Regions from separate parts of the Mus musculus genome. Here region 2 is linked to region 1. Evidence: chromatin loops called from intact Hi-C (ENCODE). Cell type or tissue: heart. All regions are shown on one strand. Each heading gives the region's core, and the rest is flanking DNA. Links, peaks and the distances in the headings are about the cores only. Region 1 overlaps 2310016D23Rik (a long non-coding RNA gene). Region 2 holds the start of Cd28 (CD28 antigen).

Region 1 (15,505 bases), core at 4,118-9,117:
AACACACAACAACTCTTTTATTAAATAAAAGTTAAAACATGTAAAGCTAAAATATTACCTAAAGAGTCATATATATAAGGTGGCACACGCCTTTAATCCCAGCATTTGGGAGGCAGAGGCAGGCAGATCTCTGAGTTCGAGGCCAGCCTGGTCTACAAAGTGAGTTCCAGGACAGCCAGAGCTACACAGAGAAACCCTGTCTCGAAAAACCAAATAATAATAATAATAATAATAATAATAATAATAATAATATCCAGGAAAGGAAGAAAATGATTAAAGCACAACCAATATCTTTCCTCGGGTAAGGAGGAAGAGGATTTAATAGAGGAAGGGTCAATGCTACTAGTTAAAGCTTATTTCTTACATTAAAACAGGTATACATTGGTATACATGGGATTGTTTTAACCGTGTACACATATACAAGTTATGGATACATTATTTGTGCTAATTCATTCATTGTATATTACACATTTATAAGAAAAATCACTTTGAGAGTAAATATAATAAAGCCTTTGACCCTTCAACCTTCCTTTTGAAATAGTTTCTATGTAGATACTATTCCTAGAAATTAAACATACTGCTGAGAATTTTGAAGATAATTGATTAAAGATGGAAAGACAAAAGAGGCCTGGGGAGCCAGCCCTAGGTTTCTGTTGTAATTTATTACTAAAATTGAACTACTTTACTCTCAGCTTAATAAAAGTTTAAGAGAAGGGAGTATGAGTGAAGCTCTGGGGATCCCAGCCCCTATGAGTCTTTTGTTTGGAACATCTGACCCTGTTCATGTCAATGAGGTATGAGCTATTGTCCATGACCCTCCTTGTACTGGACGGTAATAGACCACCCCAAGCACACTAGAGTGTATCTAATATAGGAGCTCTGATTTAAACAGTACTTTCAAGTTCAACCACATGCTTTGCTGACCTGTCGTCATTACACTTGTATATATTACCATGTGTATCTATGCACAGCCCCAGATTTGTGCTTCTTGTATTTGTGGTATTTTTGAAGATGCAGGAAGCACTAAGGTCCTTTGGAGAAATATGGGATAGAACAAAGCCTGAAAATGTCTCCTATGAATACTACTATTTTTTTTAAATGTATCTCTATGAAAAAAACTAAGATGCTCTTACTTGATGCAGGAAATAAGTATCATCACTTCTGGTTATACTAGGACCTAAATCTCTCCTCAATGTTATTCATATTTTTTTTTTCCTTTTTATGGGGGTTATCAAGGTCTTATGGTCAAAATCAATCATGCTTCCTCGCTGTCTCTCTATCTCTGTCTGCCTCTCTTATCTCTGTCTCTGTTTCTCTGTCTCTGTTTCTCTGCCTCTCTCTCTGTTTCTCTGTCTTTATCTCTCTCTCTGTCTCTCTATCTCTGCCTCTCTTATCTCTGTCTCTTATCTCTGCCTCTCTTATCTCTGTCTCTCTGTCTCTCTCTCTCTCTCTCTCCCCACGTTAAAAATCAAGCTGCCTTTTATTTTGGTGAGATGTTTAATTTGTATGCAAGAACACCTCTGTTTAATACTTTTGATCTTAGCTATTTGGAAATCCTTGCCCTGTTTCTGTCTGTGATGGAATTAGCAGCCACAGGCCTGGAGCTCTGCCTTTCTTCATCCAGTGACAAAGATGGATTGTTTTTGTTTGGGAGGGTTGTTGTTGTTGTTGCTGATGATTTATGTCAAGGTGAAGATAGAATCATTATGGAATCCAAGTTAGTAAGCAAAATAAGCTTTTTTTTTTTCCAGGATCAACTGCAACTGAAAATTAGTCTCTGTTACCTGAGCTCTGATCTTTGAGAGTGTCCTAGCTTCCCATTTTAAGACTAAAGAAAGTGAAGTTTTCTGGACATCGATTCAGATGTGAAAAGAACAGGCAGCTTCTTTATCTTATCCCAGGTCCTTCTATCTTCCTCCTCCAAGTCACGTATACATATCCTCAAGCACAAAGAACGATACAGATCCTCTTCTGAGCATGCTCAATACAGGCTTTCCATTAGGAAGCAGAAGAGTAGTATTCAAATCTCTCTCCTCTGTGTTGTCATAACAACCAGTTGAACTCTCTGCACCTCAGCAACCACATCTATAAATTGGAACAAACATCTACCTTTGAGCCCTGTGATGAAGGTAGACAGAGAAAACCCATGCAATGGCATTTCATAACTAAGTGCTCCACACAATTTAAAGTTATTATTGTTTGATTCACAGCTTCAGTTTGGATACAAATGTTAGCAGCCTTGAGTAGAAGCCAATGGTAGAGCCAAGAGAGGACTAACATTCCAAACTGTGTCATAGGGCATCACCAGTCCCCTGAGTTCTTAATAGTTGTTACATAAAATTAAAATTTTGGGGAAAAATATTTTAGTTACTTTTCTGTTGCGGTTTTAAAATATTCTAGTCAAAAGCAACTTGGGGGTTAAGCCTATATTTCCAGGTCATAATCCATCATGGATAAAGTTTGGGAAGGCACGTTTAAGAAGAAACACCAAGCAAACCCCATAATTCCTGCTTGCTGGTGTACTCTCTGGCTCACCATCAACAGATTCACATGTAGCTAGTAGTGCGTGCATGTGGTAGGATCCATAAAGGCACACCATGCAACAGGTCTCATGTGGGAGGTGTTTTCAGAGATGGGGGTGGCGATACAGAGGCTGCCTCTGGTGGAGGTAGAGGAGAAAGGGGGTGGGAAGGAGGAACAGACAGAGCCTTTTTTGTTGTTTTTTGTTTGTTTGTTTTTTTTAGACAGGGTTTCTCTGCAGCCCTGGCTGGCCTGGCTGGCCTCATGTTACACATGCACAGGAGGATATGGGATGTAGCCTCTCAGCAGCTAGTAATGATATGTCCTACTGTTGCTGAGGGCCCTTGGGCTGGCCATGGAGGTGCCTGATTGCTAATAGCTAACTTTCTTAGATAGCCCTAGACTATTTTCCTGGGGATAGTGGCACCCACAGTGATCTGGCCCTTCCTGCATCGATTACTAATCAAGACAAATCTACCAGAAATGCCCAAAGGCCAGTTTAAGCTAGGAAATTCTTCAGTTGAGGCTCCTCCTCTCCCATGACTCTAGGCTACCTCAAGTTGACATTTATGAATAAGGATAGGAAGGATCAGAGCAAATTGGTGAACACTGGGAGAGCAGTGGTCTCACAGAGTTAAATTCTCTTTTTATCACCAGATTTCTCAGAAATATCAATATGTTAATGTGACAATTTGACAGGAATGTCATTGTCTTAGTTTGGGTTTTATTGCTGTGAAGAAATACCATGACCAAGACCTCTTATAAAGGCAAACATTTAGTTGGGGATAGCTTACAGTTTCAGAGGTTTAGTCCATTATCATGGTGGGAGCATGGCATCATGCAGGCAGACCTGGTGCTGGAGAAGCCAAGAGTTCTACATCTTGATCTGACAGCAGCCAGAAGGCTCTCATTCTACCCTGGGAGGAGCATAAGCAAAGCAGACCTTAAAGCCTACCCCCACAGTGACACACTTCCCTACCAAAGCCACACCTACTCCAACAAGGCCACACTTCCTAATAGTGCCACTTCCTGTGGCCAAGCATTCAAACGCAAGAATCTATGGGGGCCAAACCTATTTAAACCACCACATTCCACTTCCTGAACTCTATAGGCTTGTAGCCATAACATAATGCAACTTCAAAAGTCCCCATATTCTATCAATCTCAATAATATTTAAAAGTCCAAAGTTCAAAGTCTCTTCTGAGATTCATGCAATCTCTTAACTGTAATACCCTATAAAATCTAAATCAAAAGGCAGATAGCATACTTCCAATATCACAGGATATACATTACCATTCCAAAATGTCGTAGTGAAGAAATACTGGATCAAAGCAAGACCAAAAACCAGCTGAGCAAACTCCAAACTGCATCTACAGGTCTGACGTCCAACTCCTTTCATCTTTGTTGACTGCAACACAGCTCTTTCACTTGGGCTTTTTCAACTTCCTGTTAGCAGCTTCCCTCAGCAAGTATCCCACATCTCTGGCATCTCTTACTTCTTTTGGGAATCCAAGGCAACTTTAACTTCACGGTTTCTTGTGCCAATGTCTTGGATCCACATATGATCTTCTGGACTCCTCCAAAAGATTTGAGTCACTTCTCCAGCTCTGCCCTCTGTAGCACTCTAGCTCTGACTGACTCCACTCCACTGCTGCTGCTATTCTTGGTGATCATTCCATAGTACTGGCACCTCCAATTTTCTGGAGTCTTCCACTGCAATTAGGCTTCACTAGTTTCTCATAACTTAACGGTGCCAAGCCTCACCTTCTTTGCATTACCCCTTCATTCCTGGGCCATCAACTGCCCAGAGTCTGTACCTTCACCAGTAGTCTTTGCTGTCCTCTCACAGTGCTAAGCCTCAGCTGTTCTCCATGTCCCCTTCATGCTTTCAAAACCAGTTCTACCTGCATGATACTTACACATTACCAAATCTGGCTGCTAGCACAAGGTCTATCTCTGGAACACAGCTTCTTTGTGCTCTCAGAAAATACTTCATAGAAGATTGCACCATAGTGATACTGGTCTCTTCTTAATCACTGCTGTTTTCTTAGTTCCAACTAACCAGTACCAATTGTCCCAGTAACCTCTTCTATTCTTAACTCCAAAGTCAGAGCTGCATGGTCAAAGTTGCCAAGTTTTGCTGCTTGCTTGGTTCTATTACATCATCACCAGCTTTCTGTTTTCTTTTCTCTTTGCAGAACAATATATTTATTTAATAATAAAAAAATTAAAAGAACTGGATCCCTCCCTTAAAGATTGCAGTCTCACCAGCAATGGAGGAGTGTTTTTCTTTCTCCACATCCTCACCAGCATCTGCTGTCACCTGAGTTTTTGATCTTAGCCATCTGACTGGTGTGAGGTGGAATCTCAGGGTTGTTTTGAATTGTATTTCTCTGATGACTAAGGATGTTGAACATTTCTTTAGGTGCTTCTCAGCTATTTGAGTTTCCTCAGTTGAGAATTCCCTGTTTAGTTCTGTTCCCCATTTTTTAAATTTGGTTCTCTGGAGTCTAACTTCTTGAGTTCTTTGTATATAGTGAATATTAGCCCTCTATCGGATGTAGGACTGCTAAAGATCTTTTCCCAAACTGTTGGTTGCTGTTTTGTCCTATTGACAGTGTCCTTTGCCTTGTAGAAGCTTTGCAATTTTATGAGGTCCCATTTGTTATTGTTGGTTTTTTTTTTTTTGTTTTTTTTTTTTTTTTTTTTGGCTTTGAAATTTAGAAACAAGTTTTATTTAAGATCTGAACTACAATTCCTAAGTTATCAACTTTTCAGAAAACTGTGGCTACACAATAATGCATTGCCTCTATCCTGTTAGAACATGCATTAGACCCAAATACAAAAACCAGGAAGGAACCAGAGCATCTCATCACATAGCATTAACACATATTAGAAAACTGTGTAGTGTCAAAGGGATAGAACCACCAGCATTCAAACAATGTTGTCAACTAGGCAATAAAAATGGTCTACTGAATTTTTTCTTTGTCTAATTACTACATACACTGGTAGCAGCTTTGAAATGAGGAAAGGACCTGGGTACTCCTTTTATTTTCTGTCTGCAACAGAACAGGAAAACAATCTGAAACATAAGCCCAGTTTTACATTGACAGTTTTAAAGAACATCAATTATACCATGAAAGGACACAAACAAAAGTCTTTACAGATACCAAACAATAGTGAGTGGTCAGTAGTGGTCACAGAGCTTGCAATGACAGTCAGCAGAAGCCACTTTGTAATCATTGGCAGTAAACATAGAGGCAGAATTCTTTGCCAGATGCTTAAGGAGATCATGCAGATAGCCCAGCCATAATGCCAGGCTTTTTTCATCAAGGGGAGTATACATTGCCCCAATTCTCACGAGTAATCTCAGTAGGTGTGGCGCTCCATAGATCTGCGACATTGACGCGTCAGGGTGAGCCAGCAGAATCTCAGCATACTGAGGCCTTTCAACCTCGCAGAGCAGCTGAGTGCCCAGCATCACATTGAAATACTCTTTTACCCCTCCCACAACTTCACCAAGTGCACGCTCCTTATTATCAACATTTCCCTGCGATTTCTTGCAATTGGCATACTCCTCAAGAGGAGCTGGAACAACCGCTTCTGTCTCGTAACCAAGTCCCAGTCCTCCACCAGCCACAGTTTTAATTCTTCAGGGATCGTCGCCTTCACCTCCATCCTACTCTTGAATGCCTCCTCGCTCTCCACAGCAGGGTCAGCCCATGCCCTTTTCTTCTGAGGTGTCTGAGGAACTTCACTGGTACTGCCACCGTCTCTGTTGCCAGGAGCCTTCTGCTTGTTCTTCCTTGTCTTCCACACAGAACCAGAAGCGTGTTTTTCAGCAGAGCGACCTCCCCATCCTCCGGGCAGGGCCGGATCGAGATTCTTTGGCTGTGAACCAACTGACTTCTTTCCTGAGGCAGCTCCTCTCTCATCTTACTTCTCTGTATATTGCTTCGAGTTGGTTTCTTAAAGTTGTCTTCTTCTGCAGATTGTTGTCCGAGTTTGTGAAGCCTGCTTTCTGGAACTCATTCAACCCTGTTTTTATTCCAACAAAATGTTTCTTCTTTCCCTTCCAAGGATTCCTAGTAATCTCCTAGGATGGTCTGGAGAAATGAAGTGGGAATACAACCCTGTATTCTGCAACTAGGATTGGTTCTGCAACCAGGGTGAGATCTCCTGATCCTTACTGTGTAGCAAACTTGGCTTTTCTGATGATGACCTGAAATGAGAATCCAGCCTCTGTCTGCTGAGTGCTGGAATTAAAGATGTGTACCGCCATGCCTGGGTTTAACCTTTTCTTTATGTCCAAGTGAAAACAATAACTAGGTCATAACCCTAACATGATATAACTATCTCTCATACGGCCAAAAACACATAGTAAATTTAAAATAAGTGGCAATGTCCCCTTTTCAACATCTTTTTCACAAGATGGAAGCTTAGCTGGGTTGGATCCCCCCTAGCCCCACCACCTGAGGTCACCACTCACCCTGTTTGTCTCCTTGAACACAGGATTTAGCTCCATTCCACTTCTCGGTGCCCTTTCAATACTTGAACAAGCATTGTGTACTTTTCCTTTGTAAGCTTCCTATGCCTGATCTAAACATTCTTCATAAGAGTGAATGACAGAACTAAGTCTACACTAAACTTTTTTGAAATTCCCTTTGTCAATGCAATTATTCTAAATCTCTTCACCTTAGCCTCAGACAGACTCTTCAAATGAGGGCAAAACGTAACCATATTCTTCACCAAAATGTCACAAGAACGATCTCCAGGCAACATACTAAAATTCTTCTCTGAAACTTCTTGAGCCAGGCCCCCAGAGTTTGAACCATCCTCAGCATCAATGTCTTCTATGTTCCTACTAGGTTGGTCCATTAAGCACCACTTAAAACATGTGCTGCTTTCTAAATCCAAAGTCTAAAATCTACATTCCTCCAAACAAAAACATGATCAGGTCCATCACAGCAATACCCCAGTCCTTGGTATCAAGTTCTATCTTAGTTTGGGTTTTATTGCTATGAGGAGACACTATGACCAAGGCAACTCTTATAAAGGCAAACTTTAGTTGGGGCTGACTTACAGTTTGAGAGGTTCAGTCCATTATTATCATGGTGGGAAGCATGGCATCACGCAGGTAGACATGGTGCTAGAGGAACCAAGAATTCTTCATCTTGATCTGAAGGCAGCAAGGAGGAAGCTGTCATTCCACACTGGAAGGAACATAATTATAGGAACCCTCAAAGAACACCCCTACAGTGACACACTTCCTCTAACAAGGCCACACCTACTCCAACAAGGCCACACCTCCAAATAATGCCACTCTGTAGTGGGCTTGGCCTAGTGCTACTTGTATTCTAAAGTCAATTTGAGTCCCCAAAATTGTTTGCAGGAGAGAGTCCACTTGTAAGACAGTGAGGGACCCTGCCCCTACTTAACTCTGATTGGTAAAGAGGCCTGCAGCCAATAGCTGGGCAAGGCAGACAGAGGCATTCGCAAACTAAGATAGAACTTGGAACCAAGGACTGGGGTATTGTTGTGATAGGCCTGGCCATGGTTTTGTTTGGAGGAATGTGGATTTTAGACTTTCAGATTCCCAGGCTTGGGGCTGGGAGAGAAGGAGGAAAGAGATCTGCCATTCTGGGAGAGAGGGGAGGAGAGGAGAGACACCATGCCTGAGAATAGTACAAGACACGGAGAGATGGTCACCATGGAAAGAAGCCAGGAGAGCATGGCCCAAAGGGCTGCCCAACTGGGTCCAGAGCAACCAAGGTAAAATATAGAGTTTAGTAAGTGATAACTCAGGATTGTTGGTGGGAGGGGGGTTAGTCACGTGGAGGTTAGGTAGTGGCCCAGTTATTGAGCTGTTTAAGGCACACCAAAATATAAAGGCTGTGTGTGTCTTTCATTCTGGAACATAAGGTTTCATTAATTTATTAATTAATACTACACCACTCCCTATGGCCAAGCATTTAATCACATGAATCTATGAGAGCCATACCTATTCAAACCACCACAGTCTTCTATAATGTTTAATTTCTTACCCCATCTTCTTTAATGCTTTTTCTTCCATAATACCATCTTAAATACACCTTGTCTGTTGGCCCTTCCCTTTTGGTTTCTATATTCTGAAATCATGATACTGAATTCTCAATATGTATTCTGTAATTTTGGCTACATTGGATTTCTATTAACAAACAGAATAACAAATGCTCCAAAAATGTTTTATTGGAGCAAAGGTCCACAACTGATCCCACCAAATATAATAGAGTGTAGTATATGGAGTATAGGATATGGAGTATAGTATATGGAAACTGGAAAGGAACTTGAAGGGCTCTAGGAGGCCCAAAGGAGCAAACACAGGCCTGAGCGCAGCAAACATGGCTCTGACAGGTTTTATCTTTTACCTCTCTTCCCTTGCTAAAAACCATTAGATTATATTCTTAAAACTAGCCACCAAAGTTTGCTCCCTTATTTGGCCATTTCCTCCTCCTGAGGCTGACCACCAAGGTCCAGCTATCAAAGTATCAGTCCAGCAATCAAAAGCCCCCTTTTGGCTCAACTAATTAGCAAGCTTCATCAAAACAAAGCAACTCATCCTAACACAGGGTTTCCCCCTTTCCTTTTATAAACTGCCATTTGCCTAGTGCCCATGTCTGTCTCCCTCTATCTAGAGACAGCCCTTTGTTCTTTTGGAGCAAATATACCTTTCCCTTCTTTTCCCTTCTCTTTGGTCCTCTGTCTCCTGTCTTTCTCTCTTATTCTCTGCCCTTTGTTCCTCTGGGGCAAATAAATTTCCTTTGTGCTGAGAAGTTGGTCTTGGAGTGTCCTGTGCCAACTCTGGTCTTTTCAAAACTATTTTCCAGGATCCAAGCAAGTCACTAGAAATATGAACTATACTGCATGGACAGATCCCCTTCCCAAACTATAGGTCAGATTTGCATAAAAATAATTTGACTGTCAACTCTATTGGTGCCATGAAGTGTCTTAATCACAGTTCTCTTTACTTCTATTTTTTATCTGTGTCTGTTTGGTTGGTTGGTTGCTTTTTGGTGAGGAAGTTTAAATTCACAAATTCCTTGCCTCAACTTCCCAAGTGCTAAGATAATCCTGACAGGCATGTGTCACCAATCCTGCTACTACAGATTCTTTTAAAAGTACAGTTTGTTCATGACACATTTTCAAGTTATACAAAAGTTTTAAGGGTAGGCAGTCTGTGTAATATAGGACTCAGCCATCATGGTATGCACAGTAAGGTAGAAAAGTGGAGCACAGCTTTTCCCTTGGCACATTCCAGGCCTACCTTTCAATCATTTTCTTACTCAGGGTATGAAAAGGCTCCCCATACTCCCTCAAACTCACAGATTTGCTATCTTCTGTTTATACACTCATATCTTACACACACACACACACACACACACACACACACACACACCCTCTTCCCTTCTGTCAAATGTTTTCTCGTCTCTATGACTCAGATCATAAGTTCTTGGGCCAAATCTAATTCCCTTGCCCTTATTTTCCCTTTTTGTATCATGTTTAGCACATATAATCTTTCTCAAACACCCAGAGGCTACCCAGGGCACCTCTAACTACCATGGCTGTCTCTCTAAATATCACCTACACCTTCTTCAGTGTGAGCCCCCCATACTCCCACAAAACTTTATGGCTCATCTGCTCCACTCCAGCCTCAACTGCCAGGTTCAAGCTTCCCCCAATTTGTAAATGACTACCTTCTGCAGAAGCCCGTCTAGAGTCAGAAAAACAACCTTGGGCTTGATTTGAATGTGAAAACCACTGTGTTCCTCTCTTTGCTAAAATAGTTACTGTGCATGGCCCTTTTCAGTTTCTAGACCCCTTTGCCCTAAAAAACATGAAGAAAAGAAAAGCAGGTGGAAAGGAAATCTTGTACATTTAACTCATTCCCTTTGCTACCATGCCTTGTTACAAAGCCTCAAAGACTTAAGAATATCTGAGTTAGGTTGTCAGGTTGCCATCTGCACTACCTGGCTTTATGGCAACTTGACACAAGCTAGAGTCATCAGAGAGAAAGGAGCCTCAGTTGAGAAAATGCTTCCATGAGATCCAGCCGTAAGGCATTTTCTTAATTAGTGATCAGTGTGGGAGGATCCAGTTCATGGTGGCTGGTGTTATCCCTGGGCTGGTGATCCTGAGTTCTGTAAGGAATCAGACTGAGCAAGCCATAGGAGCAAGCCAGTAAGCAGCACACCTCCCTGGTTCTGCATCAGCTCCTACCTCCAGGTTCCTTCCCTGTTTGAATTCCTTTTCTGATTTCCTTTTGTGATAAACAGTAATGTGGAAGTATAAGCCAAATAAACCCTTTCCTCCCCAACTTGCGTTTTCAGTCATGGTGTTTCACTATAGCAGTAGAAGCCCTAAGACAGCATCGAACTCATAAAGGGAAATGTGTATTCCTGAAAAGACAATGCACTTTGAATCAGGACAAACTAAGTTGTTTTGCCAGTTCCCATCCACATGGCCTTAAACAACTTTGCTTGACTGAACCTCAATTTCCTCATCTAAAAGGCAACGAAAATAGACAGTGTGTGGGTTATCTTGATGAGGTAACGTAGTTAAGATGCCATGCCTAAGGCCAAGTCATGGGAAATATGATGCTGTTTATTAGCCCAGCTAATTCCCATATATTTGATAATGATCATCCAGCAACTTTAAGCCTCCACTGTTTCCCCAGTCAGTCCTTGGGACAGCCTCCAAGTCTATTATATTTGATGTTATGCTTGCCAACTGTTCAACAAGGAAAGGCTAGATGGAACTGGGCTATAACAAGAACTGTATCTGTGCCAACAGAGGAGCCATAGAGTCAGCTGAACAGTGAGGGAAAACAAAATTTCATGCTCGGTCAGCTCACCATTTGCTCCTTCCCCTTCTGCATATGCACACCATGCCTCCCTAGAAAAGTGGTTCTCAACCTGTGGGTCGTGACCCCTGAGGAGGGGTGCATGTCGGATAACCCTCTCACAGGATCACACAGCAGATATCCTGCATGTTAGATGTTTACATGAAATTTCATAACTAATAGCAAAGTTACAGTTAGGAAATAGCACCAAAATTAATTTTATGGTTGGGGAGAGGTCACCCAATTTGAGGAACTGCAGCATTAGGAAGGTTGAGAAACACTCCCCTAAAACCATCCAAAAAGAATGAGCTAATTTGACTGCTGTCCAGTTGCTAGCAAAAGTGTGACAGATCAAAGACAATGAGCACTGAGACCGCCAGTATCTGGACATTGTATGTAAATCTGTAGTCAATAAAAATTAGAAGTAAATGTAGAATGTCTTCACTTGGGTTCCAGAGAGCAAATTATGACACAAGGACTTCAATATGAATATTTTATTAGGGAATAGAGTTCAAGGACCAATAGCAGTGGCCTGGAAATGCAAACTAGGAAGAGAAAAACCAGTTCAAGGAAGGGTTATTAAGTCAGCCACCAACATAGATGCTGTGTTGCTCAATCCTTCAGAACCATATGGGACGTGTGTGAAGTCTAGAAATGAAAAGAGAGAACAAGTTAATCACTGTCTCCTACTCCCACAGGACACAAATGCTTCACACTTATAGGCTGCATGTTCATGTTAGCCAACTATTAATGAAAATGATGTGTGATAACTAAATATAAGGCTTTGCTGACTTACAAACCACTTATTCTTTTACTTAAGGGTCTTCGTAAGGGTTAGCTGGCCATGCTCCACTTCAGACTCTGTGAAGGGAGGGGTTAGGTTTCTTTCTAGTCTACATGTCTATCTTTAAACTAAAATGTGCCTGGCACATGTGTCTCGTGATGACTAGGGAAACGCTAGGCTGATTCAAACCACAGAAACACATTTAAAGCCCTTCTCTACATTGCATGCACTCAAATTCCATGGGACACAGCAAGTTATAAAGCCAAAGTCAAGGAGGGAGATAAAATAACCATCTAATCTACTAGGAGGCACTAAACATAAAACTACTTGACAATGAGTACCATGGGAAGGGAGTGAGACTGAGAGCCATCATCTAATCTAACAATGCAAGCATCAAGTGTGCTTGTGAGAGGTCTACCCGGAAGCCCTATGGCAGATGAGAGATCCTCAAGGACTTTGAGAGAAGGTCCTGTCAGTTGAAACTGTGTATTCACCTCAACAAAGGCAAGGAAAAGTGATGGGCAGAGCTGAAAAGATTTGAAGTGACATATAAGAGATGTATGGGGGCGCATAGTTAACTATGACTCCAGCTAGAGTTTTACAGCATGGCAAGGATAATTACTTCATCACAGGATTTAAGAAGGAAGCTCCTGAGATATGTACTTTTCCTGTGCAAATAAGAGACGTCATGTGACTCAATGCAACTGTGTGGAGGTCAGAGAACAACTTTCAGGCATCAGTTCCATCCTTCTACACTGTGGGTTCTAGGATAGAACCCTGGTCATTAGGCTTTCAAAGCAAGAACTTTTACCCACTGAGCCATCTCACTTGTCCTATACTGTTGCTGAAATTTTTAATCACAAATCCAGGGTTTCTACAACCCCCCTTGCCCCTTTAGTTCCCAGATAAAAGACACACACAACCTTTTATTTACAATAAGCCTTAATCAGCACTAGAACTGGACAGATAGCTACCCTCTAGTATGCTATTAGAATTTACTTTCCTATTGATAACCCTGAGTTATTACATTATGTTTTTCATCTGGGCTGCTCTTAACTTGAGTTTGGCCAGCCCTCAGGGCCACAGTTTCAAGGCTCAGCTAACCCATGGTGGCTTCTCCTCCATTAACCTTTTTCTCTTCCCTGGGTCCTCCTCCAACCCCCTCCCCCAAAGCCTACGAACCCTAAACCCTACTATTGTCTCTTCTGCCCAGCTATTGGCTGTTGGTATTTTTATTTACCAATTAGAAATAATTTGGGGGCAAGATTACATAGTGTCACTTGGAAATCAGGTCTTGGGGGCTGCACTTACCATTACAATACACAGCAAAAGACCAAACCTCACCACTATACTGCTATGTTTAGAATTCTGGAAGTGGAGGTGAGGAATCCTGAGTCCTTCATAGAAGAAATGAGTTGTTGGCCAAGGTGGTGATGTCAGATAGTCAGATATCCTTAGCCATGCACACTCCAAGACAGCAAACCTCTCTTCCTCATATTGTCCTAGAGTTCAGGGAGAGCAGGACATCCTGGTTCCATCTTTTAAATAAATCACTCTTCCTGAATGCAACCTAATCCTCTCACTTATCTCTTAAATATACAACTCTTGCCATTCTGGAATGAAAGGAAGCAGACATTCAGTATTAGTTCTGGGATCCAAGTCACTGTCCCACATGCTATCCTCCTCTATTTCAGTCTAAAGTGGTACTCGTCTATCTTCTTCAAGGTTAAAACAGTCAAATATCTAAGTATCTTGTCCAACTTAAAATAGCCAGAAATACAAAGCCGTCAACTGAAAAAAAATTTGATTGAACAAAAGTGACTTAAAATTTGTGTATCTTTCTGTTGGGCCCCATTTTGGCCCTGGTTTGGGCCTTGAGGACAAACCCGAGCCTGGCTGAAGTTTTGAGACATGTCTCAGTTACTTCCGTATTGGGGTGACTCAGCAAAACCTGTTTGGCCCTGCCTCTGCCCCACCATTGCTGATGTAGAGCTTTACCATTGGCCCTGTCAGTTACTCCATACCCTCTGTCACCCTTCTCTGCCTCCATCATCTTACCTCACCAAAAATCCCCCTTCCTTTGTTCTAAACTTATATAAGTGAGAGGCTGATGCCATAAAGTTGAGTTCCTCCTTTGACAAGACTCCCAGCTCGGTGTGTTTCTTTTGGGTAGGTCAACACTCACCGTCCTGTTCAGCCCCAGAAAGACCCCAGCAGGACCAGGACCTTTCTCCTCTCTCTTGGACCTGCAGGCAAGGAGCAGGCATATTTCCATAGTTGGATTCAATATGAAGATTGCTTTTCAAAAACGTACGTTCCTAGCCAAACATTGGGTGGAACTTGGGGAATCTTGCAGAAGAGGGGAAGGAAGGATTGCAGTAGCCAGAGGAGATAGGATTCAACAAGAAAATCCACAGAATCAACTAACCAGGGCTCATAGGGACTCACAGACACTGAACCGACAATTCGGGAGCCTGCATAGGACTGACCTAGGCCCTCGGCATATGTGCTATGGTTGCATAGCTTGGTCTTCTTTTGGGACTCTTAATAGCGGTAGCAGGGCCTGTCTCTGACTCCTTTGCCTGCTTTTGGGACCCCTTTCCTCTTACTGGATCACCTTATCCAGCCTTAATATGAAGGGAAGTGCCTAGTCTTATTGCAACTTGATATGACATATTTGGTTGCTATCACTGGGAGGCCTGCCCTTTTCTGAAGGGCAATGGAAGAGGAGTGGATTCTGCAGGGAGGCTGGGAGGAGAGGAGGGAGGGGAAATGGTGGTTGGGATATAATATGTTAAAGGAAAAAACCACATTCCTATAGCAAGTAACCAAAAATCTCTTGACATGTTAATATGTCCAAATTCACACTACACTAACATCTCATTTTCTTTCTTAAAATGAGTCTCCTGCATTGGTTTACTCAAGGGTATTTGTCCACAGGTTTATGAACTATAATAAATCATATGAAGAAAGGGGAAGGAGTGTATGTATATGTGCTTTTTTTCCTGGAAAGAAATTCAATGACCTTTAAGATCCCCAAAGGGTCTGAGCTCAGAAAGAATATGAACACTATAAAATATCTAGTATATATATATATATAAAAACCTCACAGTATAGATTATATGAAATATATAAAGTGGCACTCTTAAAACTTTGCCAGTGGGTGAGGCAAAATTATACTCCAAATCTGTTTTCTTAAAATGAGCATTTCCTAGACTTTTGTTGGAACAAGCAGAAGATGGCAGCCCAGCCAATCTGGCCTCTCCAGAAACCAAGCTCATTCTCTGCTCTCCCTCCAGCAAACTTTCTTCCCACTGGCCACT
Region 2 (15,505 bases), core at 1-5,000, 63 kb after region 1:
AGCCCAGGTTAGCCTCATACTTGTTATGTAGCCAAGGATAACTTTGATCATTCTGATTCTCCTGCCTCTACTGGATTATAGGAATGTGCTACCATGCCTGTTTTATGCTGTGCTGTGATCAAACCCAGGGTTTCATGTACGATAGATAAGTGCTATGCCAACTGTACTACATCCCCAGCCCAAGACAGTAACATTTGACCAGGGAGTTTCCTTGTGTGAGATGGTGGACATGAAGAGAGAAATGAAAAGCATACAAAAGGCTTCACATCCTTTTCCATGGGTCACACATCTTTGCATTTGCAATTATCTTCCTTTCCTTTTAACTTCTTTCTCTTCAGCTTCCTACCTCTACCCCATCCTACTTTTTCAATGGCTGCTTGGCATCAAATCCTAAGACGTAGTAGGAAAATGTATTGGTATCTATGAAGCAAAACCTATCTTAAGGTAAATAAAACTAACGACCTGCACACATGTGAACTTGCCAACTTCTCTTTTAGCTAACCCCTGTAAAGATTCTAAACAGTGAAACATACAAAGCTTTGAGTCCAACCCAAAAAGTTTCCAAAGAAAATACATGAGTTTATAACAAATGGCTGTCCACAGAGGGCATCAGAAAAGCATTCTGTGTAAAATCACTAATGTTGCATGACTTTCAACAAGGGTAAGGCTTTACTATCTAGTAAATTAAGGTGTCTTAAGTATTCCTTTAAAAGAAAGTTAAGATCCCTTAAACATGATATACAGAAACCTTTAAACATAAATTTTAAAGATTCTTTAGCTGTAAATATGTGTTGCCAAATACTGGAGACCTGCATCCTCTGGAGAAATTATTGAACATTCTCTTCAATAGATGGCCTCCTTCCAATGGTCTCTTCATTTGGAATGGAGTTTATGACAATAAATAGCTCTTACTCATGAGAACCAAAGGTTGTTTAGGGTAAGAACTTTCTAATTGATAAATATATAGCCTCCTTGCCATTGCTATTGGGAACTTGAAGGATTTTAACCTAAATAAACATATTTCAACCAACAGTAAAAGGAAACTTACTGGTGTCTATACCAGCTTTTGTGCTTACTTCAGGATTCTTCTTGGCACTCGCTGAATTCAGGTAGACATACTACTTACATGAACACCATGTTTACTGCTCAAGCCTGAACTAAGACCTCCACAATGTCTATTTCATTTTATCTCACAATGAAATTGAGGTGATGCTCATTTAGGGTCCCGTTTTACAGAGATTTAGGTAGTAAATCCTGCTCCAAACGCCACTAGGGAGAATTGAGATATGAGCCCAGGCAATCTAATCCAAGACCTCTAGAATTTACCTACTCTCTTACTTATCACAGTTTTATAGGATGTAAAAAGTAGAATCCTGACTGGGCGGTGGTGTCACATGCCTTTAATCCTTGTACTCAGGAGGCAGAGGCAGTTAAATCTCTGAATTCGAGGACAGCCTGGTCTACAAAGTGAGTTCCAGGACAGCCAGGGCTATACAGAGAAACCCTATCTCAAAACAAAACAATAAATAAAATTCTGAATATAAAAGTTCTTGGGACTAGTTGTTAAATAAAATGTTACTTCTTCCCAAAGAACTTGTGTTAAAGTTCTATTTGCTGTATTATGAGAATTAGCTAGTTTCTAAATAGTAGCTTGTCAAATTAGCACAAAACTCTAAATGCATTCAAGTTTCACAGGTCACTACAGTTTTAAAATAAACCATGCTGGTCATGAGAACACAAATGAAAACAGGGGGAAAAATGGTATCAAAATTGCTTACCTGTTACTTGAACTGAGAAGAAGTTGAGAGCCAAGAACAGCAGCCTGAGTGTCATTGTTCTGATGAGGGCCAGGGCTGCAGCCCCTCCTCTGTGAGCAAGGCAGAGTGTGGTGTGAACTGAAGTCACATCTGCCAAGGTCTATGACTCTCTGCCATCCAGGGCCACTTTACAGGGCACATGATCAAGGGACTCAAACCACAAGGCTTCGTGACTTTCACACAGGATATTACATTGTTTTTGATGACTTGACTTTTACTTCTTTTAGCAACCAGTCCTTTTTTTCTTTTTTCTTTTTTGGGAGGCGGGGGGGGGGGGTACTGAAGAGAGTGTCAGCCACCACCAGATAATGTGCTCAGGAGAGTCATGCTGATGAGCATCGGAGCTGTGAAATGTGGGCGCTTAGGGCCCAGCAACAACAAAAGCAGACAAACAAGGCATTCTAAAGAAGAGAGAAAAACCTCTCTCAGAAGACAAACTCTTACAGACGAATCCAAAATACAAGGCTGTGTGGGAAGCTGAGAGATTTCTATGCACGTGTTTAAATTCTGCATAAACGTTATGAGATTGAAGTTTGAAATAATCTTAAGGCGATCCTATGGAGTGTATGTATAACTCACTTCTACCAATTTTGAAAACCGCTTCCAAGTACACACTTGGCAAGCACCCAGGCATCTGAGCAGCTGCAGAAATTTCCAGAGCAAAGAGGAAGTCATAAAAACACCATATTTTCTTAGGGAAACAGGAGGTAAACGAAACACCCTTGCTACCTCATGTTCCCTATGTCCCTCAAAGAAACATTTCAAACAGCAGACCATTGGAAGATTCACCACAGAGACACCCGGGGCCTTTGTAACCAGCTCTCCACACCTCTCCCCAACTCCTGGGCCTTCTGTAGACAGGGCTAGCCCACCAGCATGGCCAGCTCCACATTCCTCTTCTAGAGCCATCCTGGATCCCCCTGGTCAGCATCTGTACTCAACAGCTTCCCTGATAGTCTGACTCTTATAGAAGCTATAATCATCGGAGTTTGTGGTTATATGTATCTCATACACATTAGCTTTCTCAAAACTTTCTTGGTGATTTTTTTTCTTTCTTTTCTGATAATCTGAGCTTTGTGAAACCAGCCTCATTTGTGATTTTGTGTATATTTAAAAGAATGATTTATATTTTTTATTCTGAATACAAAAGTGAGCTATATTGCATACGTAAAAAAATTTAGAAAAAAATATAAGCATAAAGTCAAGGTTTACCTATATTCTTACCGAATTATAAAAATACTTAATATTTGAGCCATTACTTTCCATGTTGTTTTGTTTATAGTTTTCAATAGATATGTTATCAATTGTTAATTTCTAAGGCATCCATATATGATATAAATATTTTTATTACATTTTAGCTGGTATATAAAACTTAAATATTAAACGTATCAGTCAAATACCATATGATGTTTTATAGGCATATATACATATTTTATTTTTCGAGACAGGGTTTCTTTGTGTAGTCCTGGCTGTCCTGGAACTCGCTCTGTAGATCAGGCTGGCCTCAAACTTGTAATCCTCTTGACACAACCTCTTAAATGCTAGTATTATAGATGTGGACCATAATACCCGATTCTACTCTCTGATTCTAGGCAATGAATGTTTTTTTGTTTTGTTTTGGTTTGTTTGTTTGTTTTTTTATCTTCAATTGGATGAAATTATGTGATACTTGTCTTTGTGTAGCTGACTTCTCTCTCAATGGCAGTATACAGAATAGAAAAAGATTTTCACAAAATTCACATCTGACAGAGGGCTAACATCCAAAATATTTAAAGAACTCAAGAAACTAGACATCAGCAAACTAAATAATTTAACTTTAAAATGGGATACAGGTCTAAGCAGAGAATTCTCAACAGAGGAATTTCAAATGGGTGAGAAACACTTAGAAATGGTCAGTGTCCTTAGCCATCCAGGAAATGCAAATCAAAACAACTTTTGAGATTCTGTGCTATGCCAGTCAGAATGGCTAAGATCAAAACCACAAGTGACAGCTCATGCAGGCCAGGATGCTTAACAAGGGAAACACTCTTTCATTGCTGGTGGGAGTGCAAACATGTATAACCACTTTGGAAATCAATATAGCAGTTTCTCAGAAAAGTGGGAATCTATCTACCTCAAGACTCAGCCTTACCACTCCTGAACATATATAACTAAAGGACACTCCAATCTACCATACTCATCTGTTAAAAAGATGACATCACGAAATTTGAAGGCAAATGAGAGGAACTAGAAAAAAATCATCCTGTGTGAGGTAACCCACAACCAGAAAGAATGTTTAAATGCTAAAAAACCATGTTGCATGGTATGTACTCAGTTATAAGTGGATATTAACTGTAAAGTAAAAGATAATCATGCTACAATCCACAGACCATAAGTAACAAGGAATGCTTAATGGAAAGAAGGAACAACACAGAATATTCCTGGAAAGTGGAAGTAGAATATATTTCCTAGGTGAGGATGAAAACAGGAGGGGTTGGATGGTGGAGGGCGGATGGAATGAGAAAATACTGGGAGAGACGACTAGGATCGGGGAGGGGCATTTGGGGAATGAGTTAGAAACCTAGTGAAATGGAAACTCCATGGGATCTACAAGGGTGACCCTAGTGAAGACTCTTAGTAATGGGAGACACAGAAGCTGCAGCCATCCTCTGCAACGAGGCAGGGCCTCAAGTGGAAAGACTGGGACATCAACCCAACCATCTAACCTCCAACCTACCATGTCATGCCTGCGTGACATGCTGGCACTGGAGCCTAGCATAATCATCATCGAAGAGACCAGAGAGACTTCATCCAATAACTGATGGGAGAGGATACAGAGTCCCACAGCCAAACATTAGCAGGAGCTCAGGGAGTTCTGCAGAGGAAGAGGGGTAAGAAGGATTGGAGGAACCACAGGGGTCAGGGGCACAAGAACACAGCCCACATTAGCAACTGACTGGGACTCAAGTGGACTCACAGAGATCAGGGATCCTGTATGGGTGACCTAGGTCCTCAGCATATCTGTTATGGTTATGTAGCTTGATGTTCTTATGGGATTACAAACAGTGGGATCCAGGGATACTTCTGACTCTTTTGCTTGCTTTTGGAACCTTTTTGTTCCTGCTTTTTGTTGTTGTTGTTGTTCCCTGTCCAGCCTTAATGTGACGGCATGTAAATTGTAGCTTGTTACAGCATATTTGGTTGATGTCCCTGGAAGGCCTGCTCTTTTCTGAGGGGTGGAGGTAGGGGGAGATCCAGGAGAAAAGGGAGGTGGTGAGGGAGTGTAGCTGGACATTTGACTACTTTATGGGTTTTTTTTTTTTCTTCATGGAGAAGGTTTTTACCCTTCATGCCTTTCCTACTCTTTCAACTCATTAACACTAGATAGGAGAGAAAAAAGGATAGAGGTGAAAGGGGCTGACATTATCATTAGACTACTTTCTGCTGATTAGGGGCATTGAGTTCCTTGGGGCAAGTTTGATATTTGCAGTCAAGATATCTAATTATTCTTCCTCCTCCTCCTCCTCCTCCTCCTCCTCCTCCTCCTTCTTCTTTTCTTCTTTTCTTCTTTTCTTCTTCTTCTTCTTCTTTTCTTCTTTTCTTCTTCTTTTCTTTTTCTTCTTCTTCTTTTCTTCTCTTCTTCTTCTTCTTCTTCTTCTTCTTCTTCTTCTTCTTCTTCTTCTTCTTCTCCTTCTCCTTCTCCTCCTCCTCCTCCTCCTCCCCTACCTCCTCCTCCTCTTCTCTTTCTTCTTCTCCTTCTTCATTCTTTGCACATAAGTACTTAAAACACACACACAACCAACAACCCACCATCAACAACAACAATCTTACCTCTTGGGTCCCTAGCAAGGACCTTCTGAAAAGTCCCCAGAGTTCTAAACATCACACACTCACAGAAACTATCTTCAGCTAGCAAAATCATGCCCCTGCTAGAGCACAAGGCAAATCATAGTCAGCTGCTGTGGACAGTCTGAAGCAGCCCATATATCCTAGGCCTGGAATTAAAATGAATACATATCCTTATAATATTTCTGTATTTTTTAAGAAACCAAAATTCTCACTCTAGGAGAGAGACTGAGAGGAGGGGAAGGAGGGAAAACTGAATTGCAATATAATATATAAGAGAAGAATAAATAAAAAGGGAAAGTATAAAACAATAAACTTATATTTTAAATTATGTGTATGTGTACATGTGAGTGCAAGTGCCCAAGGAATTGAGAAGAGGATGTCAGAGCCTTGGAGCCCAAGTGGGTGCAAGGAGTTGAACCCAAAGCAGCAAGCACTCCTAACCACTTTTTAGTCATCCCTCCAGCCCCTTGACTTACTCCTCTTAACATAATGACCTCCATTTCTGCCACACAACAGCATCTCCTTCCTTTTCATTGCAGAGCCTATTCAGACCAAATGCTCCTGTTCATTCATGAATGAACAGGCTTTTAGGTTACTCCCATGTCTCATCTGTTGTGAATAGTGGTGTGGTGTACTTTGGAGTGGACATAGCTCCTCTATTTCTGATTAAACTTCCCTTGGATGTACTCTCCCATTATCAGGATAGCCAGATCATTTGGTGGCCTCTTTCCCCCACATTCTCACCAACATTTACCACTCTTCTTTTCAGCAAATTCTGTTCTCACTATGGCTTTGATTTGTGTCTTTATGATATTAATGATGTTGAAATTTTTTCCTGTATTCATTGTCCTTTTGTGACGGCATTGTTTGAGAAATGTCTATCAAAGCTAAAAACTTATTTTTACTTGACTTACTTACAATATATCCATTGGATTTTGGAGTTCTTTATACATTCTAGATTTCAACCCTTTATCAGACACATATTTTGCAAACATATTCTTTTTTTTAATATTTTCAGTCCTTTAAAGATTTTATTAAACTGGAATACTACATTTATTATAAACAAATTACAACTTATTCTTTTTTAAATATAATTTTTTCTTTTTTTCAATTAGATATTTTATTTGTTTATATGTCAAATGTTATCCCCTTTCTCAGTTTCCCCTCTGTAACTCCCCTCTTTGATCTCCCTTGCCTTGCTTCTGTGAGGGTGCTTTCCAACCCGCCCGCCCACTCCCACCTCACTGTCCTACCATTCCTCTACACTGGGGCATCAAGCCTTCACAGGCCCAAGGACCTCCTCTCCCATTGATGCCAAATAAGACTCCTTCAGCTCCTTCAGTCCTTCCCTTAACTCTTCCATTGGGGTCCCTGTGCTCAGTCCAATGGTTGGCTACAAGCATCTGTATTGGTCAAGATCTGGCAGAGCCTCTCAGGAGACAGCTGTATCAGGCTACTGTTAGCAAGCACTTCTTGCATCTGCAATGGTGTCTGGGTTTGGTGTCTGCATGTGGGATGGATCCCAAGGTGAGGCAGTCTCAGGATGGCCTTTCCTTTAGTCTCTATTCCACTCTTTGTCCCTGTATTTCCTTTAGACAGGAGCAATTCTGGGTTAAAATTTTGGAGATGGAGGAGTGGCCCCATCCCTCAACCAGGGAGCCATGCCTAACCTCTAGATATGGTCTCGACAGGTTCTCCCTTCCTTTTGTAGGGTATTTCAGCTGATGTCATCCCTGTGGGGTCCTGGGAGGCTTTTGCTTTCCTGGATATGGGACTTTCTGGTTGCTACCCCCAGTTCCCCATCCCCCATTGCTACACACCTCTTTTCAATTTCCTGACCCTCTGTACATCTCCTCCATCTCCTCCCATATCTGATTCTACCCCTCATTTTCCCCTCCCTCTCCTCTCTTCCTCCCAAGTCCCTTTTACCCTCTACTTCCCTTGATTATATTGTTCCCACTTCTAAGTAGGACTGAAGCATTCACTCTGGTCTTCCTTCCTCTTGATCTTCATGTGGTCCATGAGTTGTATCTTGGGTATTCCACACTCTTTGCCTAATATCCACTTATCAGTGAGTACATACCATTTGCATTCTTTTGTGACTGAGTTACCTCACTCAGGATGATATTTTCTAGATCCATCCATTTGACTGCAGATTTTGTGATGTCATTGTTTTTAATAGCTGGGTAGTATTCCATTGTGTAAATGTACCACCTTTTCTGTATCCATTTCTTTGTTGAGGGACATCTAGGTTGTTCTAAAAATTCTTTAATTCCTTTTTATTCATTGCATAACCAAGTTATCATTGAGTAGAGCATTTTACAGCTTCCATGTATATGTGGGCTTTCTGATGATTTTGTTGTTATTGAAGACCAGCCTTAGTCTGTGGTGATCTGATAGGATGCATGGGATTATTTCAATTTTCTTGTATCTGTTGAGGCTGTTTTGTGACTGATTATATGGTCAATTTTGGAGAAGGTATCATAAGGTGCTGAGTAGAAGGTATATTCTTTTGTTTGAGGATGAAATGTTCTATAGATATCTGATCCATTTGGTCCATAACTTCTGTTAGTTTCATTGTGTCTCTGTTTAGTTTCTGTTTCCATGATCTGTCCATTGATGAGAGTGGGGTGTTAAAGTCTCCCACTGTTATTGTGTGATGTGCAATGTGTGATTTGAGTTTTAGTAAAGTTTCTTTTATGAATGTGGGTACCGTTGCATTTGGAGCATAAATGTTCAGAATTGGGAGGTCTTCTTGGTAGATTTTTCCTTTGATGAGTATTAAGGGTACTTCTTTATTTTTTTGGATAACTTTTGGTTGAAAGTTGATTTTATTCAATATTAGAACGGCTACTCCAACTTGTTTCTTGGGACCATTTGCTTGGAAAATTGTTTTCTAGCTTTTTACTCTGAGGTAGTGTCTGTCTTTGTCAATGAGGTGCATTTCCTTTCTGCAGAAAATGTTGGGTCCTGTTTATATATACAGTCTGTTAGTTTATGTTTTTTTTTTTATTGGAGAATTGAGTCCATTGATGTTAAGAGATATTAAGGAATAGTGATTGTTGTTTCCTGTTATTTTTGTTATTAGAGGTGGAATTATGTTTGTGTAGCTATCTTCTTTTGGGTTTGTTGAAAGATGATTACTTTCTTGCTTTTTCTAGGGTGTAGTTTCCCTCCTTGTGTTGGAGTTTTCCATCTATTATCCTTTGAAGGGATGGATTCATGGAACGATATTGTGTGAATTTCGTTCTATCATGGTATACTTTGTTTTCCCCATCTATGGTAATTGAGAGTTTTGCTGGATATAGTAGCCTGGGCTGGCATTTGTGTTCTCTTAGGGTCTATACAACATCTTCCCAGGATCTTCTAGCTTTCTTAGTCTCTGGTGAGAAGTCTGGTGTAATTTTGATAGGTCTGTCTTTATATGTTACTTGATAGTTTTTCCTTACTGCTTTTAATATTCTTTCTTTGTTTTGTCATTTGGTGTTTTGACTATTATGTGATGGGAGGAATTTCTTTTCTGGTTCAATCTATTTGTAGTTCTGTAGGCTTCTTGTATGTTTGTGGGCATCTCTTTCTTTAGGTTAGGGAAGTTTTCTTCTATAATTTTGTTGAAGATATTTACTGGCCCTTTAAGTTGGAAATCTTCACTCTCTTCTATACTTATTACCCTTAGTTTTGATCTTCTCATTGTGTCCTGAATTTCCTGGATGTTTTAGGATAGGAGCTTTTTGCATTTTGCATTTTCTTTGACTGTTGTGTCAATGTTTTCTATGGTATCTTCTACACCTGAGATTCTCTCTTGTAGCTCTTGTATTCTGTAGGTGACTCTTGCACCTATGACTCCTGATCTCTTTCCTTTCACACACACACTTTCTCTGATATTGAAGATTTCTTTAGGATGAAAAAAATAGTCATAATTTATAGCATCATTCAGCTGACCCATATGACACATAGTAACTCCAGTCATTGGGGTAGGGGAGAATGGTCCTGATAACACCTGATGACTTCATTAAAATGCATAAGTATCTTACTAAAATAATTCCAGATACCTTAAGTCTACATATTCTTGAAAATTAGGAACATATACATAATAATGAAATAAACTACCTTAGTCAATCAACTAATGTATTCAAATTCCAAGCACAGCCTTTGCCAGAATATGTGTGTGTGTGTGTGTGTGTGTGTGTGTGTGTGTGTGTGTAAAGATGACTAGATTCTATATGCTCTTTGAAACATAATAGGAAGTAAACGTGGGCATGGCCACAAAGGGGGTGAAAATGAATTTGCGCATTCTGCATTTACTGTGGCTAGCTAGTATGTCTGTCTCCAGTCTGGATAAATCACACTCATTCTACCAAGTTCAGTGTAAACAGTCATGCCTTCTCCAACCAAACAACACACACATGCGCGCGCGCGCGCGCGCGCGCACACACACACACACACACACACACACACACACACACACACACACCTCATCTCCCTGCTATAACCTCTACCACACTATTTACAGAATCATATGATACCACAAAGACAAAGTACCCACAGATTGGTGCATGGTGCTATTTGTCTAATGCCTCTCCAGCACCATGCAAGGATGAGGATAGAGTCACATCTGTTCTTCACAGCTACATCCCTAAGTCTAGCACTCAGTAAATGCTCAGAAGTTATTGGAATGAAGGTGTAAAAGGCATGAAACTCCCTACAACTCCCACTCTTCCAGCCAATATGTCTGCAATTGTGGACATCCCTGTCTTGGAGTCTGATCAGCGAAGTCTTTACCCTGACTGTATTCTTAAACACCAGACACTAAGAAACCGTGCAAAATATGCCTTCTCGCTAGCTAGGACCTCAGCACCAGATTCCTGGCTGCTCCTCTACCCCGGTGATGTGCTTTAAACCAGTAGGCATCTCGGAGAGCTGCTTCCTTCATAAATCATTTGTCTTATAGCCAAAGCCAGAGTCACATCTAGCCACTCAGCCTCTCCTCCCCTTTCTCCCGCACCCTCTGTGCATCCCTTACATTTTGGAAAATGGGATGTTTCCTCCACTGGACACATATTTAAGACGTGCTTAGCCAATTTGGCTACAGAAAAGGAAAGACACTGAGCTTGGGATTCTGTTAACTAAAAGCACAGGATTTGAAGCCTCACAGAATTAGGGATTGCCTGCTCTGAGAGAGCTACAACCTCAATTCCTTTTATATAAAACAGAGATGAAAATATTTCACTCAATGTGTTGCTCATATTTCACAGAGTATGAATCTCCTCCACCCTTAAGATAGAAATATATTTAATCTTCATTTCACGTTGCTTATAAAGGCTGAATAAATGCTTGTTGGATCAATCAGAGCAGATCATCAAATGTACCTGTGGTCTATTTAGATGAACCCACTTTGCTACACAGAGTAGGTTCCTCCACACTCTTCTTTGGAAATTAGCATTAGTTTCTCCTTATTGAACACTCCTGAAGTTTGAACATATATAGGTATTAACTGCAAAAGTAGCATTGAAAGCTTCCAAGAGTTACAGCTGTCAAGCTGCAAGTTATTAAGAAAAAAAAAAAAAGACTTGTGGCTAGCTACTGGCACACAGAGCAAGCCAAGCAGCATAAAGTGTCTTTGATCTGGATTCTAGCTAGATACTTACTACTCATTTATATTCCTAATTCTCCCCACAGCTCCTTCTTACAGAGGTTTGAATGCTCCCAGGATGGTTGTAGGAAAATCATAAAACAAGTGATCCTGTCTTTCAGCTTTATAGGATTATGCCAGCTACTAGTATTTTAAAGAAGAATTTATTTAAAATGATAGACAATGATGAAGTTACAAAAGTAGTGTATATTATCCAAACACACAGAATCAATGCCTTACACAGAAAATTATGCGAAACCCAGAAAGGAAAGCTAAGGAAAGGCTACACTGATCATCTAATCCCACTGAGTACGCGGTACTAAAAACTTTTGCAAGAACAACTTAAGAGGTTTTATCAAGAATTACATGAAACGATATTGTGAAAATTTTCTTAGAGCAATTACCTAAAAGATCTAAGTGGATAGACTTTGGCCACTTAGCAGGTAGGCTTATCACTCTGAGTTATAAAAGCTGTAGCTAAGATTTATTCTCACTTAATCCTCACTCCAACCCAGGAGATGGAAGCATCATTATCCCCATTTCATGGGTAAGGAAACAAGAGCTCAGAGTGGTTAAGCCGTGTGTCCACAATGTAACTCTAAGCAACCGTCTTTTTTTTTTTTTTTTTTCTTTCATTCTGCTAAATGTGACTCTAAGGCACTGGTTCTCACCCTTCCTAATGCTCTGACCATTTAAAGCATTTCCTCACTTTGTGGTGACTCCCAACCATAAATTTGTTTTGTTGCTACTTCGTAACTGTTGTGTTTCTACTGTCATGAATCCCAATGTAAGAATTTGATATGCAGACTGTCTGATATGGGACCCCCAGGGGGGCATGACCTACTTGCTAAGAACTGCTTCTCCAAAGTCGTCTTTGATCAGGAAGGTGTGGTTCTCAGCACTACGGTGCTGACCTTATACTCATGGAGACCCCACCAGAAGAGGAAGCGAAGCCTGTACAGCCTTGCTCTCATCTGAAAGGAAGTTATCCTGACCAGACAAAGAACTGCATTACTGTCAGCAAGATGGGCGTATCATGAGCCTAGACAACAGGCACTGACAAAAGGTTCATGTATTTGTTGATCTGAAGAAAGCGAATCGGGGCACAGCATCATGAACATGGAGAAGGTATGCTGCCCTCAGACTCCAGCTAGGTCATTTCAACGGGGTAAACTTACATACCTGACATGGTTTTCTAAGAAGATGGTTATTGGTGAAATAGTTGACTATTCCTGAAATTCTGCATTTCTGAAAATCTGATGGTTTCACTGAGGTTGATCTAAAGACAGCCGCCTACCTCCTGGGTGGTACGGCACAGAGGGAGCAAGCATCCTGTGTCTGACTGATTTGCTGTTTTAAAAATCTGGGCTGTTTGGATATTTTCTGGAGACCAGAATGATAATTAACTATGACTGGGGTGGGAGAGCAAGGAAAGGAATGTATTTCACTCTGTGTCCTGTATTGACTGATGTCAACCTTTTCTATTCCTGACCATGCAATCAGTGGGATTGTAAGCAGGGCACCTCTGACCTCTTCAGGAACTAAAATCCTGTCCAAGCCTTGGGAAAACGGCCACGCTTGGGCTTCCTCCCCCTCTGCTGCAAGTTTTACAGGCCTTCGAACGTGTTGCTTAAAGCAGCAACCCCGGGAAATAAAGCTGTTAACTTCAACATTGCTCCCCGCGGCTGCTCATGTTACTGACCCACTGGGAATCTGTTCCTCCTCCCTGCTTTGCTGTGGCTCCCTGTCTCCTGCTCTTTCCCACAAGTTCCCACAGTCACTGGATAAGGAAGGTCAATCTGAATGCATCTGTCCACTTTCCGGAATGTCACGGAAGAGTAACAGCTGTTGACCTGCTATCCTGTTTGTCTCAAAAGCAGCTTGGATGAACTCCAGCTAATATATACAGTCTCTACTTCCTATGAAGGATGTAGGGCCAGGACAGTGTGCTTTCCACACTTGCTTTGAATTTTAGCATAAATGCAGTCTGCTTTTTAACATTGGATCTTATTACTAATAATTAATGGTTATACTTATGCCTACAGTTCGTCAAGCATTTGCGATGCAAGACAAGGTAGAACTGTCTCAAAGATGTAAGACTTAAGTTATCTAGAAAAAGCAGTATTCTTTTCTTCCTAAGTGACCATGCTCAGATATTTTTACACACACACACGTCTTTATCAATTTCCCACAAGTACACAGGATGAAATTAAAATTGTGCACTTTCTTCTAGAGATAGGAAAGAGAGGTACTTGGGAGGGGGAGAGGGAGCTAAATGGTGATGTGAGAGAATAAAGAAGCCTTTGGAAGCTAAGGCAAGTAGATCAAGAATCTGAGTGCCAGGGGCTGGAGAGATGGCTCAGTGGATAAGAGCACTGACTGCTCTTCCAAAGGTCCTGAGTTCAAATCCCAGCAACCACATGGTGGCTCACAACCATCCGTAATGAGATCTGACGCCCTCTTCTGGTGTGTCTGAAGACAGCTGCAGTGTATTTACATATAATAAATAAAGAAATCTTTAAAAATAAATAAATAAAAGAATTTCAGTGCCAGTCTGGGCTACGAACAATCAGTTTGCGGCCAGCCTGAGCTACATGATGAAACCCTATCTCAAAAAGAATGTACAAGAAAGAACAGGGAAAGACCACTAAGAGCAGATGAACATGGGTTTTGTCTAAGAATGCACCTAGAACACCCACAACACCCAGAACACCAGCGGTACATATGGTATCTTCTACATGTTGCCTTGAGAAAAATCCCAGACTATTTTTGTGCTCACAGAATGTAGCTCCTATGGTATCCCAGGCCACTCAGACTTGGAGTGCCTGGCACCAGGCTCATCATTCCACCCAGTCACAGACTCTGGATGGAGACTATGAATATGGGAAAACCTTATCCCCTCGGGGATTGGCTCTGAGTTAATTTCTCCTGCTATTGCTCACAGTGTGACATTTACTCATGTTTGCTGGACCAAATTATAGGGCTCTTCTGGGAAAACTGCAGTTGTTTAGCTGACCTCTCAACAGAACAAATAAGACTAGAAATGTATATAAGTCATATGAACTCGTTCACCCAATAGACTGGTACAGAGAATATCCAAGGGAGATTAAGGGAATTCCCGTGTTCCCCCCAAAATATAAGCCTTGAAGAAACATGGTGGAAGAAAACCCTAACCTACCTGGAGAGGCATGTGTGGGTGGGGTCACCATGATAAAGAGAATAAGCAAAACTGTCCAGACCACCGTCAGGAGGGGAGCTTGCTTTCCAGGCACAATATATACTACCAATAAAAGCCATGCTGCCTGGACTGCTTGTGCACCCACAGAGAGTTCAGTGAGGTGACAAGGAAAAGACACCAAGGAAGGCTTGGGCTGTGGCAGGCTGGTCACCATGAGTCTCCATGCCACACTTACTCTCTGAACTGAGCTCAGGGAAGAAGCCTTGAGGTAAGGCACAGCACACACCTCTGCTTTGCTGGCATGGATTTAGGAGGCATTCGCATAAAAGATCTGGTGTTTAGAACAGGTTGACTAGCCAATGTCAGTTTCATATGATTGCTATCAGTTGCTGTAAGCTGTGTCCAGCCGGAGTGCTGCACGGTCACAGCAGGGGAAGGGGAACACGAGCAATAGGCAGTGGTACTCAGGGGACTCCCAGCTCAGGGCCGCTACCAGCCGTGAAAAGGCTCCTTCTCACCTGTCCCTTAAATCTTGGCATTTTCCATCGTTGAGGTTTGGAAAGGATAATAAATTACTGTCTCCCACTTGCTGACTCAGTTTAAAATCAAGTAATAAAGACTAAGAAAGGCAAAGGAGTCAGGCTGATGGGCAGAGAACTGTCACCGAGGAAATCTACTGAGACCTGCAGCCACAGAAAGCAGCCCAGAATTCAGCACATTTATCCACCAGCCACAGGCATCTCTGGGGAACCACAGGCACTACCTCCAACCATAGAGTCGTTACTCCTAGCTAGTACATAGTATAGAAAAAAAGTTGGTCCCAGAGGTGGGGATGAGATACAAGAGAGTCAGGGGAGATGTGACATCAGGGGAGTGATTGTGTAAGTCAACAGAAAAGGCGAGATTTCAGATGCACAACCAAATGCATCCCAGAGAGGAAAACTGAAAGCCCGAGAAGCAGATGGTCGAGGTGGGCAGGGGGATTGGGGACAAGGAAAAAGAGGAAGGAACCCAGAACATAAGCCAGTTTTTTAATGTCTAGGATCAGAA

What was found. Hi-C counts contacts between places; a loop is a spot of excess contacts. Peaks named below come from ENCODE experiments on the same cell type or tissue, not always from the same donor. Only the 100,000 strongest peaks of a DNase experiment are listed, where the experiment ranks them.
Region 2: it touches region 1 in a loop (1.9-fold over the local background); 3 of 42 quality-filtered maps call a loop at or near these places.

Annotation. Positions count from the first base shown.
Region 1 is chr1:60,800,163-60,815,667 of GRCm38, reverse strand. 2310016D23Rik (a long non-coding RNA gene) reads right to left here. Exons shown (of 3, transcript XR_865459.1): 3 at 11,899-12,046. It also overlaps the pseudogene Gm11581. Among named protein-coding and RNA genes, the nearest start is that of 2310016D23Rik, 29 kb to the right of the region's middle. In heart, for the core only: no CTCF peak of the experiment used is centred there; a DNase peak (open chromatin) is centred at 6,187.
Region 2 is chr1:60,732,802-60,748,306 of GRCm38, reverse strand. Cd28 (CD28 antigen) reads right to left here and starts at 1,919. Exons shown (of 4, transcript NM_007642.4): 1 at 1,779-1,919. The coding sequence starts at 1,833. In heart, for the core only: no CTCF peak of the experiment used is centred there; a DNase peak (open chromatin) is centred at 1,926; H3K27ac peaks cover 211 bases.